Regions from separate parts of the Homo sapiens genome. Here region 1 is linked to region 2. A link is a contact called in ENCODE Hi-C or POLR2A ChIA-PET data. All regions are on one chromosome and are shown on one strand. The core of a region is the stretch at or near the end of the contact, and the rest is flanking DNA. Distances in the headings are between cores, read along the strand shown.

The links. A loop is a pair of places that touch in the nucleus more often than their neighbours do. ChIA-PET counts read pairs that join two places held with the same protein, here RNA polymerase II (POLR2A). Pooled maps may share reads with other maps.
Region 1: a loop to region 2 is called in a pooled map, with 2.6 times the contacts of the local background. The contact joins the enhancer-like site here to the promoter of KLHL36 in region 2. A Hi-C loop is called at or near these places in 4 of 37 single-sample maps with no recorded cell type and 5 of 50 pooled maps. POLR2A ChIA-PET finds 5 or more read pairs at or near these places in 13 of 52 experiments (CD4-positive, alpha-beta T cell, CD4-positive, alpha-beta memory T cell, HEK293T and 9 more).

What each region holds. Positions count from the first base shown.
Region 1 is chr16:84,584,074-84,591,170 of GRCh38, forward strand. COTL1 (coactosin like F-actin binding protein 1) reads right to left here. Exons shown (of 4, transcript NM_021149.5): 3 at 6,032-6,189. Among named protein-coding and RNA genes, the nearest start is that of COTL1, 30 kb to the right of the region's middle. RefSeq lists enhancers at 1-130, 2,115-2,164, 6,254-6,753. Within about 2 kb of position 1,643, at least 4 of the 41 ENCODE cell types and tissues checked have a DNase peak (open chromatin) inside an H3K27ac peak, as active enhancers do.
Region 2 is chr16:84,644,633-84,651,791 of GRCh38, forward strand. KLHL36 (kelch like family member 36) reads left to right here and starts at 3,879. Exons shown (of 5, transcript NM_024731.4): 1 at 3,879-4,017; 2 at 6,220-6,298. The coding sequence starts at 6,236. LOC105371376 (a long non-coding RNA gene) reads right to left here and starts at 4,947. Exons shown (of 4, transcript XR_933817.2): 1 at 4,860-4,947; 2 at 4,571-4,696; 3 at 1,804-1,924. RefSeq lists silencers at 3,543-3,712, 3,773-3,962, 4,173-4,452.

The sequences.
Region 1 (7,097 bases), core at 393-2,892, 63 kb before region 2:
CATTGTCCCCACAATCCTGCAGAGACACGAGAACGATAGGAGCGAGGTTCTGTCCTGGGCACCAGCCGGGTACTTCTGTGTGGCAGACAACAGCTGTGGCCAGCCAGCCGTGCGTGCTGTGCGTTCAGCGCATTCCCCGGACTGGAGTCTGGGCATCGCAATCGCCCTGCCCAGCTTGCCTGGCAGCCCCTGCTGCCCCGTGGCCTTGCTGGCATTTGTCTTGTTTTGTCTTGTTTTCCCCCAGCCACAGACGCCTCTCAGTTTCTCAGGCTCTGAATACAGATTAAAGAGGATCAGAGTTGAACTTCACTCCTAATTCTTCCAGGCTCTAGCCCCAGCTCTATCACTCATTAACTGTGAGTTTAGGGCAGGTCCTAGCACTGCTGTGGGCCTCAGTTTCCCCATATGCTGATGCACCTGTGTGCCGGCCACAGGTGAAGTATGAGCTTTTTGAGGTCAGCGCTGGCAAGTGTGGGTGAGGCCAGACCCTTCCTGTGTGGCTGACGGCTGGCAATATCCGTGAACAACAAGATTCACGCCCTGTGTCCTGGAGCTGAGCATCTGTATCTAGCATCTCCTAAGGAAATAATCTACAGTGTAGAAACATTTCTTGCGTGAACTGTGCATCACGGTGTTGTCTAAACAGAAAACTGGAAATAACAGCTACTACTTCCGGGTCCCAGAAATTAAGACATTGTTCTAAGCACTTTCCCTATATTTGCTCATTTAATCCCCACCACAACCCTACAAGGCAGGCACTATATTGCCCTTACTTTATACATCAGGTGACTGAGCCCAGAGAGGGTAAGCCATGTGCCCAAGGCCACACAGTAAGTGATGGAGCTGAAATTTGAACCCACGCCATCTGGCTCCAAAGTCCACCGTACTACACCTTCCCCCTTGGCAAAGTAAAATAAGGTTCATTTAAAGGTAAAATGCCTTCATAAACAAATTACTCCATTAAAACAAAAGAAAAGAAAAATTTCCAGAATACGCCAAAATAGAATATGACACAGCAAGTCAACTCATCCCATTCTTCATTTTACAAATGAGGACACTGAGGCCCAGGGAGGGAGAGACTTGCCCATGGTCAGGCAGGTGGTTAGTGACATACAGATCCCTCCACTAAAATTAGCTGGGTGTGGTGACACACACCTGTAATCCCCAGCTTCTCGAGAGGCTGAAGCACCAGAATTGCTTAAGCATGGGAGGCAGAGGCTGCAGTGAGCTGAGATTGTGCCACTGTACTCCAGACTGGGTGACAGAGTGAGATTGTCTCCAAAAAAAAAAAAAAAAATCGCCCCCCTGGATTCAAGTTCCTCCACATCAATGACCGTGCAATTAATTTACACCCTCCACGTTTCACACAAAGCACAAGAATGCATGTGCATTACTTTATTACTGTCAAAAAGTCAAGGGTTTATTAATACAGTAATCTTAAACTAAAAGCCAATCTACTTCTTCTTCATATGGAAATGATGGCAAAAAGTGCAGCTGGGGAAGTGACCTGGTCCCCAAGACATGGCACCCGGAATGGGCCCATCTGGAAGGTCCCTTAGAGAACATCCGCTCTGAATCCCCGTGAAGCAGAGGGGAAGTTGATAGGCATGCCAGTCTCTGCATGGTTTTAGCGGCCGTGGAAAGACAGCATTATACCAGCAGAATGGACCCTTTGTCACCTAAATGGCTATATTTGCAACTGCAGTATAAATGTAAGGTCTTGTAGCAGCTTCAGATAATTAACATTCGTAAGTGGAGAGGTGGAAAATGCAAATGATAATGGTCAAAATATGAGCCTGCACCTGTAGTTCAGGCCAGTATTCCAGCTCCCCCACTGCAATGCACATCTGCGCTTCTTCATTCACCAGCATCCCTTTCTCTAACAACTGGGATCACGCTGGAGCTGCCAATCATGAAACCCCGCCTCCCTGCCCAAAGGCGTGTGCACGTGACCCAAGCTGGGCCAATCAGGGTCCTCTTAAGAGATTGACGGACACTGAGGAAAGAGGCCTCTCTCTTCTGGGATCCTGACCCAGAGGGACCACCATAGCATGGACCGTTTCTTTGGCTGTGCAGAGGCTGCCTGACGCCAACCCCAGAGAAAAACAGAACTGAGAGATGAGATGAAAATACTGCATGAGCCCTCGATCTAGCCACACCTAAAGCCGAAACCCCTGCACTTCCCACTACCAAGAGCCAAGCAATTCCTCTTTGTGCTTCAACTTACTTGAGCTTGCAAACGTAAGAATTATCACCACTACTCCCACCTAAAGGTTCCCAGCAGGGAATTAATTTCCTCCAATCCCCCTCAGTCACCGGCGCACCTACCCAAACTGAAAAGAGTTCTAGAGAGGAAAGAAACTCTGCAGACTGCCTTAGTGGGTATGAGGTTTCCTTTGGGGGTGATGAGAAAGTTCTGGAACTAGACAGCAGTGATGGCTACACAACATTGGAACTCTGTTTAATGTAGCTGAATTGTACTTTAAAATGGCTACAATGGTAAACTTTATGTTATTGTATTTTACAATTTTTTATTATTTATTTAATTTATTTTAGACAGAGTCTTGCTGCAATCTCGGCTCAGTCTCCTGAGTTGATCTCCTGGGTTCAAGCAATTCTCCTGCCTCAGCCTCCCGAGTAGCTGGGACTACAGGCCACGTGCCACCATGCCTGGCTACTTTTTTGGTATTTTTAGTAGAGACGGGGTTTGTGTTGGCATGTTCGCCAGGCTGGTCTCGAACTCCTGACCTCAGGTGACCGGCTGCCTTGGTCTCCCAAGGTGCTAGGATTACAGGCATGAGCCACCACGCCTGGCCTGTATTTTACCACAGTTTTTTAAATAGGAAGACAAAAGAGAATTGCAAGATCTGCAATGTGGTGCCCCGTGTACACATCCTGGCGAGCCCCCTCCCTCTGCTCCCTTTCCTCCCGGCGACGTCCAGGAGTGGGCCAAGCACGGCGGGCGGAATTCAGCAGGAGACCTTTGGCCACAGAACAGGACTTCTTTTTCATTTTCCATCCTGCTGCCACTCGGAAGACCCCTGGAAGCTGGTTAACCATTAAAACCCAACTGGCCTGGAGAAAAACAGCCTGTAGGGTTGAATAAGTGGTTTTCCAAAACAAGGGCTCCCAGGCCAGACAGGGTGCAGACAGCAGTGTCAACCAGGAACGCTGACTACATGTGAAACAAATGGCCTTTGTCAGCATTTCCTCGGTCCCAGGCACAGTGCTAGCACTGCTCAAAGCCAATCTGATGCCCATACCTTTTAAAAATGATTATCTCGCCTCTTAACTCCGGAACCCCACCTCCCGAGATTGTTTTCTAAAAGAATAACTCAACAGAAGACAGAAAGGAGCTGCATGTATTAAAATGTTGGTTGGAACATTCTTTATAAAAATAAAAATTGGAAGCAACTTAAGAGGCCAAGAACAGGGGAACATTTAGTACATGACGGTACACTTGTGAACCAGGACACTCTGCTACCAGAAAACCATGAATTACAAAGGTGGTGCATCCATATCATTTATGAAATTACATTAACCTTAAAAAAAGCAGCTGCAGATGAGAGTGTGACCTATAGGCTGGGACCACAGCAAAGCCGAAAGGCAGGAGGCGAGCCCGTCCAGAGAGTGGCCAGGAGGGACGTCCAAAAGCGGGAACTGACAGGGGGACCACAGGACTCTATTATGTCCTATCATTATTTATTTATTTATTTATTTATTTTATTTATTTTTTTGGAGACTCGCTCCAAAAAAGGCTAGATCTTGGCTCACTGCAACTTCCGCCTCCTGGTTTCAAGAGATTCTCCTGTCTCAGCCTCCTGAGTAGGTGGGATTACAGGTGCCCACCACCACACCCGGCTAATTTCTGTATTTTTAGCAGAGACAGAGTTTTGCCATGTTGGCCAGGCTGGTCTCAAACTCCTGACCTTACGTGATCCGCCTGCCTTGGCCTCCCAAAGTGCTAGGATTACAGGAGGGAGCCATGACACCTGGCCATATTGTTATTTTTTAAATAAAAGTTTTATTAGGGGCTGGGCGTGGTGGCCTATAATCCAAGCACTTTCGGAGGCTGAGGTGTAGGAATGCTTGAGTCCAGGAATTCGAGGCCAGCCTGGGCAATATAGTGAGATCCTGTCTCTCTTAAAAATAATAATAATAATAATAATAATTTATTTTAGAAGAGCTTTGGAGTTACAGAAAAGTTGCAAGAGGTAGCACCGAGTTTCCATATTACCTTCCTCTTAACACACACATACATATTTCACTACTGTTAACATCTTACATTACTGTGGTACATTTGTCACAGTGAAAACGTCAACATTGGTACATTACAATTAATTAAACTCCCGACTTTATTTATATTTCAACAGCTTTTCTGTTCTAAGGTCCAATTCAAGATAGCACATTGCAGATAGCCTATTTTTTTGTTTGTTTTTCTTTTTGCAACAGGGTCTCACTCAGTCTGACTACACTCACTCAGTCTGAGTGCAGTGGCGAGATCTTGGCTCACTGCAGCCTCGCCCTCCTAGGCTCAAGCCATCCTCCCACCTCAGCCTCCCAAGTAGCTGGGACTACCGGTATGCACCACCACACAGGGCTAATTTTTTATTCTTTTGTACAGATGGAGTATTATTAATACTATGTTGCCCAGGCTGGTCTTGAACTCTTGGACACAAGCAATCCTCCCACCTTAGCCTCCCAAAGTGCTGAGATGACAGGTGTGAGTCACTGTGCTCAGCCCGTTTTTGTTTTTGACAATTTGGTGATTTCTGGTATATTCACAGATATGTGCAACCACCATGATAGTCAATTTTAAAGCATTTTCATGACCTCAAAAAGAAACCCTGTGTCTTTAGCTATCACCCACTTCCATCATTAGACTATTATTTTTTATTTGTTTTTTATTTATTTTGAGACAGGAATTCGCTCTGTTGCCCAGGCTGGAGTGCAGTGGTGCGATCATGGCTCACTGCACCCTTGACCTCCTGGTTTCCAGCGAACCTCCCGCCTCAGCCTCCCAAGTAGCTGGGACTACAGCCATGTGCCACCATGCCTGGCTCATTTTATTTTGTTATGTTTTGTAGAGATGGGGTCTCACTATGTTGCCCAGGTTGGTCTCAGACTCCTTAGCCAAGCAATCCTCCCACCTCAGCCTTCCAAAGTGCTGTGATTTACAGGCGTGAGCCACCGCACCCAGCTGAGTCTATTGTTTTTAAACGTTTGTTTTATCATGGACCAATTACATTGCTTTGAATCTTTAAAATAATGTGCATGGTGGAGGATGGGCAGTGGTACCCCCCGCCCTCTGTAACAGACAAGCTGCTGAAGGGACGTGTAACACACTGTTTCTGGTCACCTGAACAACAGTTTAAAGGCGCAGTAAGAGGGAGAGATTCCCTACTTCATGGGTTGTGAGAAATCCTTTTGCGAAATGGAGATCCCTTTAGTAGGGAAAGACCTCTCTCCCTCATCTACCCTACCCCGGGGTTACCTTTTGGAGTTCAGATTTTCTTTTCTCAACATGACCGTGTTACCCGTACCCCAAGTGAACAACCTTGGAAGTTTCTGACATTGCAAATGTCCATTTTCTTTAATGGCCAGAATGGAAAAGACTTAAAGTAGGCACTGTTCAGAGAGGGTACAAATGAATTCTCCCACGGGATCCTTGCGACCACCGCCGACAGTCAGCCAGGACACCACAGGGTAGTGGCCGCTATTCTGGTCCCCCCACCAGTTCCCGTCTCTAGAAGCAAGCAACCTGCCCCACCCACGGAGGCAGGCACCCAGCTGCCAAGCTTCTGTTATGGGATAGGTGGGATCGTAAACACAGTTAACTCCTCCTAGCCAGCATCCTGAAACAATTCTGGTGACATTTCACCAATGGCTTTACTGGTGCAGAGACATAGCATGGCTTGTCCCAAGTCACAGCTAAGCTACAGACCCAGGAGTCGAACCCAGCCCTCTCCCTCCTTGCAGGATGGTGACCCTTGGCGAGCTTTGACCTCCAGACTCTGGAGGAACTCAGTACCTGTACGACCTCCTTCACCAGGGTCTTGTCCGTCCCGGTTTTGGCGCGCTGCAGCCCGCTGACGTTCTCACCGATCCACGTGATGAGGGCAAACTTGGACCTCTTGCTCATGGCATCCCCGGTGGTGAAGCGCACGAAGGCAAACAACCGGACGTCATCTGTGGCCAAAAGCGAAAAGAGAACATGGTGCTGCGTTAAAACACCCCCATGTCATGTCCCTGGGGAGAGGCTGTGAGCCACGAGTGCGCCTGGAGCAGCACAGCAGGAGACCGGTGCAGTTCCCTGGGAGCACCATGTGCAGAGGACAGGAGGGAAGCACTCATCCGCTGCCCTTGTCACACTCCCCTGAATCCTGGCAACAGTGCTGCAGGCTTCATGCCCATTTCACAGATGGGAAATGGAGATTCAGAGAAGTCACATGGCACTTTCAAGGTTGTGAGGGAATTCAAGGTCATGCTGGGATTTAAACCCAGGCCTTTCTGGCTGCAACGCCTACAGCCTTCCTACAATCAAGGCTCAAAGTCTGGGTGGGCCCATTGCACAGATGTGGGTGCCGCCAGCAGTGCCAGGGCCCAGCCAAAAAAAATTTAAAAATAAAAATTTAAAAAGGCTCAAATTATGGATCTTATTTAGGGACCAGAAATTCATCCTCTTTGTAGACCAGAAATTCATCAACTCTTTTTGCCTCAATCTTTGCAGTTTGGAATGAGACTCTACACTGTAGAGAGACAGGAGGGGCAAGGGGGGTGCTGGGTATGAAGAGGAAACAAAGAAAATGGCTCTTAATTTGGCCCGGGATATGGCTCCGAGGATATTTCACTTATGACTAGGGCAATTAGGTCAACAATGAATTCTGAACACATTTCCATTGGCTGTGTTATGCTTGTTCTATCTTATATAGTCATTTTTATTAAAATGGCTTTGAGGGCTATTTTGTTCCATTGATCCACATTAAGTTTTATTTCAATGCCACACTGTTTTTATTATCATGACTTTAAAATTTGTTTCACAATCCACTATGCTAAGTTCCCCCACCCTCCACTGCTCTGTATTATCAAAATATCAT
Region 2 (7,159 bases), core at 2,629-5,128:
GCATGATTCATAATAGAGACACCAGCTGGATGCCCAACAATGGGGGGAGGTCAAGGGCACAATCCATACTGAAGGATCAGGCACAGCCATTAAACATCATGTCATCAACGAGGACTTACTGACATGTGAAAAACTCATGACATTTGCAAAATGGGGAAAAAGTCAGCTACCAAGGAGTGTGCACCATAGGATCTCATTTGCATAGGCGTGCAGGGAATATATGCAGGAGAAAAATATTGAGCTGGTTTATCCTTAAATGCCAATAGCTGTTCTCCTCAGGTGGGTTATGTTTTCCTCTTCTGGGCCTGTTTTCCAACTGTCTGCACTGAGCACACATCACTGTCATCAGTGCACTGAGGTACTGTTGGGCAGTGGCCAAGGCTAGGGCTGCAGACACTGGAGGCAGACTCCCTGGGTTCAAAGCCCAGCTCTGCTCCTTACGAGTTCTGGGACCTTGAGCAAGGGATTTAACTTCTCCAGGACTCAGCTTCCCCATCTGCAAACAGGGAAAGTAATGATACCTTCCTCAAAGGATCAAGGTATTAACTCACCATGATAGGGTCATGGCTGATTGACTTGTTTGGCTGTCTTCCTAAAACCCCTGAAATTTTCTTCTTTATATCCCTGGCACCTACCACAGTGCCAGGCTTACAGCAGGTGTTCCTGAAAAGTCTGCTGAATGAACGAAGGAGGGAGTGCATGAATTCATGTAAGGATGGAGATCCACATCCCAGGGTACAGAGATAGTATCAAATGAGTTAATACATGCAGAGGGCTTACAGCACTGCCTAGTGCTTAGAAAACTGGAATTATCATTATGGCAAAGAAATTGTGTAAGAGGAAAATGTTGAGAGAACAATATGAACCAATTTTTTTGAATGATGTAGAAATGAGTGTTTGTTTTATTTTGTTTTGTTTTTGAGACAAGGTCTTGCTCTGTTACCCAGGCTGGAGTACAGTGGCACAACCACAGCTCACTGCAACCTCGACCTCGTGGGCTCAAGCAATCCTCCCACCTTAGCCTCCCAAGTAGCTGGGACTACAAATGCATGCAGCCATGACTGGCTGATGTTTAATTTTTTTTTGTACAGACGAGAGTCTTGCTATGTTGCCCAGGATGGTCTCGAACTCCTGAGCTCAAGTGATCCTTTTTCCTCCCAAAGTGCTGGAATTACCGGCATGAGCCACTACACATGGCTGTTTGGTTTTTTGTTTTGAACTTTTCTGTATTGAGAGTAGCTGAGTAAAGCATGCATTACTTTTATAATTTGGGAGGACACAAAACGTTACTGAAAGAAAAAGACTGAGAGAGTGGTTCACAAAGTGCTGTTGGGGAACGCAGGGTGAAGCCAAGTTAGCCGAGTCCACACCGTTTTCATGTCAAGGTCATGTGTGGATGAGCTTGTCTTAGGCCCTTACTCCGGCCCCCATACACCAGGTTGCACGTCTTCTCATTCATGATGAACACAACACCCGGAAGGCCGATGTTCATGCTGAGTTATAGGCTCTACAGCGAAATCTCTTGTTAGATAAATAGATAGATAGATAGATAGATAGCATAGATACCCATATATAGAGGTGCATGTATCCATTTATCTATATAAGAGTTATAGGCTCTTAAAATATCTACAGCTAAATCTCTTGTTAGACAGATAAATAGATATGATAGATACCCATATATAGAGGGGCATGTATCTATTTATCTACCTATATCTATTTATCAAGAGAATCTTTAACTCTAGCTGTAAAAAAGAATATGTCCAACTCTTGGTGCTCCGTGTATTGCCCCAACACAGTACTCACCACGCTAGGACCATTGCTGATTGACTTGTTTTCCTGTCTTCCTAAGAGCCCTGAAAGTTTCTTCTTTGTATCCCTGGCACCTACTACAGTGCCGGCCACACAGCAGGTGTTCCTGAAAAGTCTGTTGGATGAATGAGAGGCAGTGCATGAATTCATGTCAGAACAGAGATCCATCCACATGTCGGTATGGAGACAGAATAACAGGAGGATTAGCTTTGTCTGGGGTAGGGACAGGTCCAGGAAGGGTCAAAGACAGGCAAGTAAGGCTTGGCAGGGTGAATGTGTACAGTCCCCAAAGAAAAGGGGAGAGAGAGAGAGAGAGATGGGGGACAGCAATCCAGTCAGTGAGAACATCATTTAAAGATCCTTGGCTCACACCTGTAATCCCAGCACTTTGGGAGCCTGAGGCAGGCAGATCACCCGAGGTCAGCAGTTTGAGACCATCCTGGCCAATATGGTGAACCCCATCTCTACTAAAAATACAAAAATTAGCCAGGCGTGGTGGTGGGCGCCTGTAATCCCAGCTACTCAGGAGGCTGAGGCAGGAGAATCGCTTGAATCCAGGAAGTGGAGATTTCAGTGAGTTGAGATTGAGCCGTTGCACTCTAGCCGGGGTGACAGAAAGACTCTGTCTCAAAAAAATAAATAACCATCCCGGCTAACACGGTGAAACCCCGTCTCTACTAAAAATACAAAAAATTAGCCGGGCGAGGTGGTGGACGCCTGTAGTCCCAGCTACTTGGGAGGCTGAGGCAGGAGAATGGCGTGAACCCGGGAGGCGGAGCTTGCAGTGAGCCGAGATCCCGCCACTGCACTCCAGCCTGGGCGACAGAGCGAGACTCCGTCTCAAAAAAAAAAAGAAAAAAAATAAATAAATAAATAAATAAAATAAATAAATAAATAATTAAAAAATAAAGATCCTGTAAGTGGGCTGGGTGTGCTGGCTCACACATGTCATCCCAGCACTTTGGGATACCGAGGCACGAGGATCGCTTGAGCCCAGGGGTTCAAGACCAGCTTGGACAACAAACTGAAACCCTGTCTCTATAAAAATCAAAGAAAAAAAAATAGCCAGGTGTGGCAGCCGGCACCTGTGGTCTCAGCTGCATGAAAGACTGAGGCAGGAGGATCACTTGAGCCTGGGAGGTGGAGGCTGTAGTGAGCACTACACAAAAGAAATCGCTGATCCTTCAGCAGCCATTTCCCACTCCAGCAACTCCCCGCCCCTGGCAACCACTCATCTACTTTCTGTCTCTATGGATTGGCTTGTTCCGGACATTTCACATACACGGAATCATACAGTGTGTGGTCTTTTGTGTCTGGCTTCTTTCACTAAGTATTACATCTCCAAGGTTCATCCCGCTGTAGCATGAGCGAAGTGTGACAATTGATAGATGGATCGATGAAGGTTACATTCATTCATTCCATACACATTTACTGAGCACCTACTGTGTGCCAGTCTTGGCGACGACCCAGTCAGGAATAGAACTAACAGTAAACCCTGCCCTGGAGGGCTTCTGGTAGGGAGGAGAGACAATAAACCGAATAAACTAGTACATTATTTGGAATATTAGACGCTGATAAGAGCTCAAGTGAAGCATGGGGTTGGAAGTTGGGTGCAGAGAGAGGGGCTGTGACTTCGAGCAGAGCGGTCAGCAAAGGCCTCGCCGCAGGGTGGCCGCAGGGACGCTCCCGCTCAGCCCGGAAGGAGGCGAGAGGCGCGGTGCCCGTCCCGGCGACTCTGGGCCAGCAAAGAGCTCCCAGCGCACGCGTCGGTGCCTCGAGGCCCGGGACCCTGCGTGTCTGGTCCCCGCCGTGGCCCTGCGTCCGTGACGGTGGGTGGCACCAGGGAGCATTTCGCGCGGCGGGGCTGGGGCCTGCCTTTGAAGGGACGGAGTCGGGCGTCGTGGTGGGGTGGACACCGGGGATCCCCGGGGCGCGGACGAGGGGGGCGTCCACCCTGCGAGCTCACCCCACGGCCCCCGCGTCCCGCCCTCAGCCGCAGGCCCCGCCCCGCGCCGCCCGGCCCCGCCTCCCCGCGGCCGCCGCCATTGGCCGCGCGCGCCGCCTCCGCCCTCGGCCTCGCACTTCCTGGCGGAGCCATGGCTGCGCAGCGGGCTGGCCGGGGGTCTCCTGAACCCGGGCCCCGCCGCCCCGACCGCCCGGCCCCGCCGCCGGGGCTGTCCCCGCCGCGTCCGTAGCGCGTCCTGCCAGGTGGGCCTCCGCGCGCGCCCACCCTCCAGCCCGGGACCGCCAGGAAGCCGCGCCCGGCCGGGGCGGGGAGCTGGCGGAGATCGGGAGGGTCCCCGGCCACCGCGAGCCGCGACCCCCCTGCGCCCCTTGGTGCCGGGGCGGGCGGGTGGGCGAGTGGGGGCGCCGCGGCCGGGGGAGGGGCCGCCGCCCCCGCAGGTGACACAGGTGCGGCCTGTGCGGACCGCCCCGCGCGTGGCAGGTGAGTGGCCCCCGCCCCGGGCCGTCCCGACTCCGCCTCCTCGCCGCCGGCTGGAGCCTGCTGGGCGGCCGTTGCGCTGAGTTCCGCCTGGGCTGCGGGGTCCGAGCGAACGACAGCGGCGTCCCCGGAGACCCCGCCGGCGAGCCGGTGTCAGCAGCGTCGCTTTCTCCAACGCTGAGGTCGGGAGGGAGCTTGGGGAGGAGGCGCTCTGGGAAACCCCCGGCCGGACGGGGCCTGCGGTCCCATGTTTACTGGAAGACCTTTTCCAGTGACCTGGGATTGTCACTGTGCTTGGGGGTGGCCTTGACCCTTCACCTGCTTCCAAAAAGCGTCGGAGGCCGCTGACGTCCAACACGGGTGGAAATCAGACCCCACCCCCACGCACTTGCAGGAGACAGCAGGGAGCCTCCGGCCCCGCGAACTCTCTCTAGGTATCTTGGCCTAGAAAATAAAGCGTTGAGCGTTAGAAGGCCTGGTTGATTCTGGGCAGGCTGCCTGGGGCGGTGGAGAGAGAGGGCACCTGCTGCTTGCTGTTCTGTGACCTTGGGCAACCCCCCCTGGGGCACCCGAGCGCCAGGTCTCACTGTGGGAACGACGGTGTCACCTCTCAGCGTGAAGGTGGAATGAAGTCGAGTCCGCGGTGGGCACCGCACCAACGCTGGGTTTCTTCTCTTCCCTCTCTGGGCTCTCCAGCATCCTAGGGGAGGGCCGGGGTGGGAACAGCTTGTCATTGTCACAAAGTTTCTAGTTTGTCGAGAGGAATCCAGTTGCCCCTTCTCTCCCTAGGGGAGTTGCACGGGACGGACTGTGCCCGAATTCATTCCTTCCATGGGAACACTGGAGTGCCCTCCCTGTGTCCCCAGTTATCTAAGAACAGTGCTGACTTCTTGTCACATTGTTCTTTATTAGTGAAGACTATTTGTTCAATAGGTAACAAACTCTTCTCATGAACTCAAATAGCGGGGGAAAAAAATCCTCTTTAAAACCTTCGTCTCAGTATGTGACTTGTGCTAATATTAGTTGGCAAAGTCCCTTCTCTGTGTTCCCTTCCATCTTTGAAGCACCTGCCCCTCCCCCTGCCTCCCCCGCCCCCCACACACCAAAGCTTAACTCTGTCTGCAGTGATCCCCCACCCAAGAGCCAGGCAGTGTAGCCTAAGAGTTAAGAGCATGGGCGCTTCCCTGAGCTGGAATCCCAATTCTGCCAGTTCCCAGCTGTGTGACGCCGGGCAGCTTATTTCACCTCACTGCTCTCAGCATCCTCCAGTCACAGTGCTGGCCTCATGGGGTTGCAGTGGGGACTAAGTGAAGATGCAGAGAAGCACTTGGGGACAGTGTGTGTCTAGAATGTACTGTGTACATGGTAGTCATCACTGTACCACATCCTCATCTGCATCATGATATTTTTAAAGTGTGATACTCTCGAACCCGGGCCTCATTCAGCAGCGTGTCATGGTGATGGATCCAGGTTTTGAAGCTGGACAGACCGAGGCGTGATTCTCGGCCGTTTACTAGCTTTGTGACCATGAGATCAATATCCTCATCTGTGAAATGAAATAAGTGATATCAGCCTGGCCAAGTATAATCTTTGTGGGGGTTAAATGAGATGGCACACTTAAGTCACTTAGCTTGGTTCGAGGGCTGTAGTCTGGGCTCCGAAATGATAACTTATCATTATAACCTTGATGTAGCCAAAAGGTAATTATTTGTAGGAAGTGAACCAAATGACATGATATCAGATTTTAGATGATAAAGGAATGGGAGTTAAATGTTCTGTCCAATTCTAACAACCCGATGATTTCTCAACTCGGTGTAAAAGAGTTCTTTGTAGTGCACGGTCCTCCCTCCCTCCTTCTTCCGTGTGACTGTTTTCACTGTCATCCTTGGTATCTGCTAGCAGGGCCTGAAATTAATGAATGACCTAGAGTTATGACTGCATGCTCAGAAATCCTGTTCTTCTCCTAGGGCTGAAATCTCTTTAATGATGGAGGGAAGCAGGCAGACGCGAGTGTCTCGGCCATACAAGATCAGCGAATCATCAAAGGTCTGTGAATGTTCACTCACCACCTATGCAAATTGCCTAAGAAGTGTGATCCTTTTTCTGATTCACTCATTTCTAATCACAGACTGATTTTTTTGTCATTGGTGTTGTCAGTCTCCTTAATGACAAGTAAAGGTGGAAACGGGCAAGGAGCAGAAATTGTCATAAAATCAGACAGTGGGAAGTATGAGGGATGGTAGAGACGCTATGGCCAGATGTCTTCATTTTTCCATGTGACATTCCGGAGCTTTCTTTTTGTGACAACTTGACTCATTCGTTAACCCAAGGAGGTGGATGGGACAGGAAGAAAACTGGGATTCCCATGCCTGCTTGGGGGCTCAAAAACTCCAAGGACAGGTCCATTGAGAACCCAGCCTTCTACCTTAGGGTGAGGGCAACACACCGTGTACCCGGACCCCAAGGGCCTGGAGTCGTCTTCCCTGGTCATGATTCCCTGCGACCTAAGAGCAAGTGAGGGCAAGTTCCCCAGAGCCAGGCTACTGGGGGAGTTCTAATTAGAAATATGTAGCCTGTTCCCACCAGCCACATTAAAATCCAAGAGCCAGACCCGGCTGCTATACTTTCCACAAACTCCTGTCCCCACAGCTGCTGTTGGTAAAGAGTGGGGGAGCCATTGGTATGAGGTTCCTGGTAACCTGTTTCCCCGTTATAAATATTCGTAATGCCCTCTGTTCTTTAGAGGTATCCCTTTTGGAGATTAAATCTTATGGTTACCTCAGATCATGGATTCTCAATGAGTATGATATTGCCCTGAAGTGGGAGAAAATTGGTTCTCGGGAGGGTGGAAGGAATTTTACTCCTTTTATGCATAAGACACAATTATACATACAGTACATGAGCAGA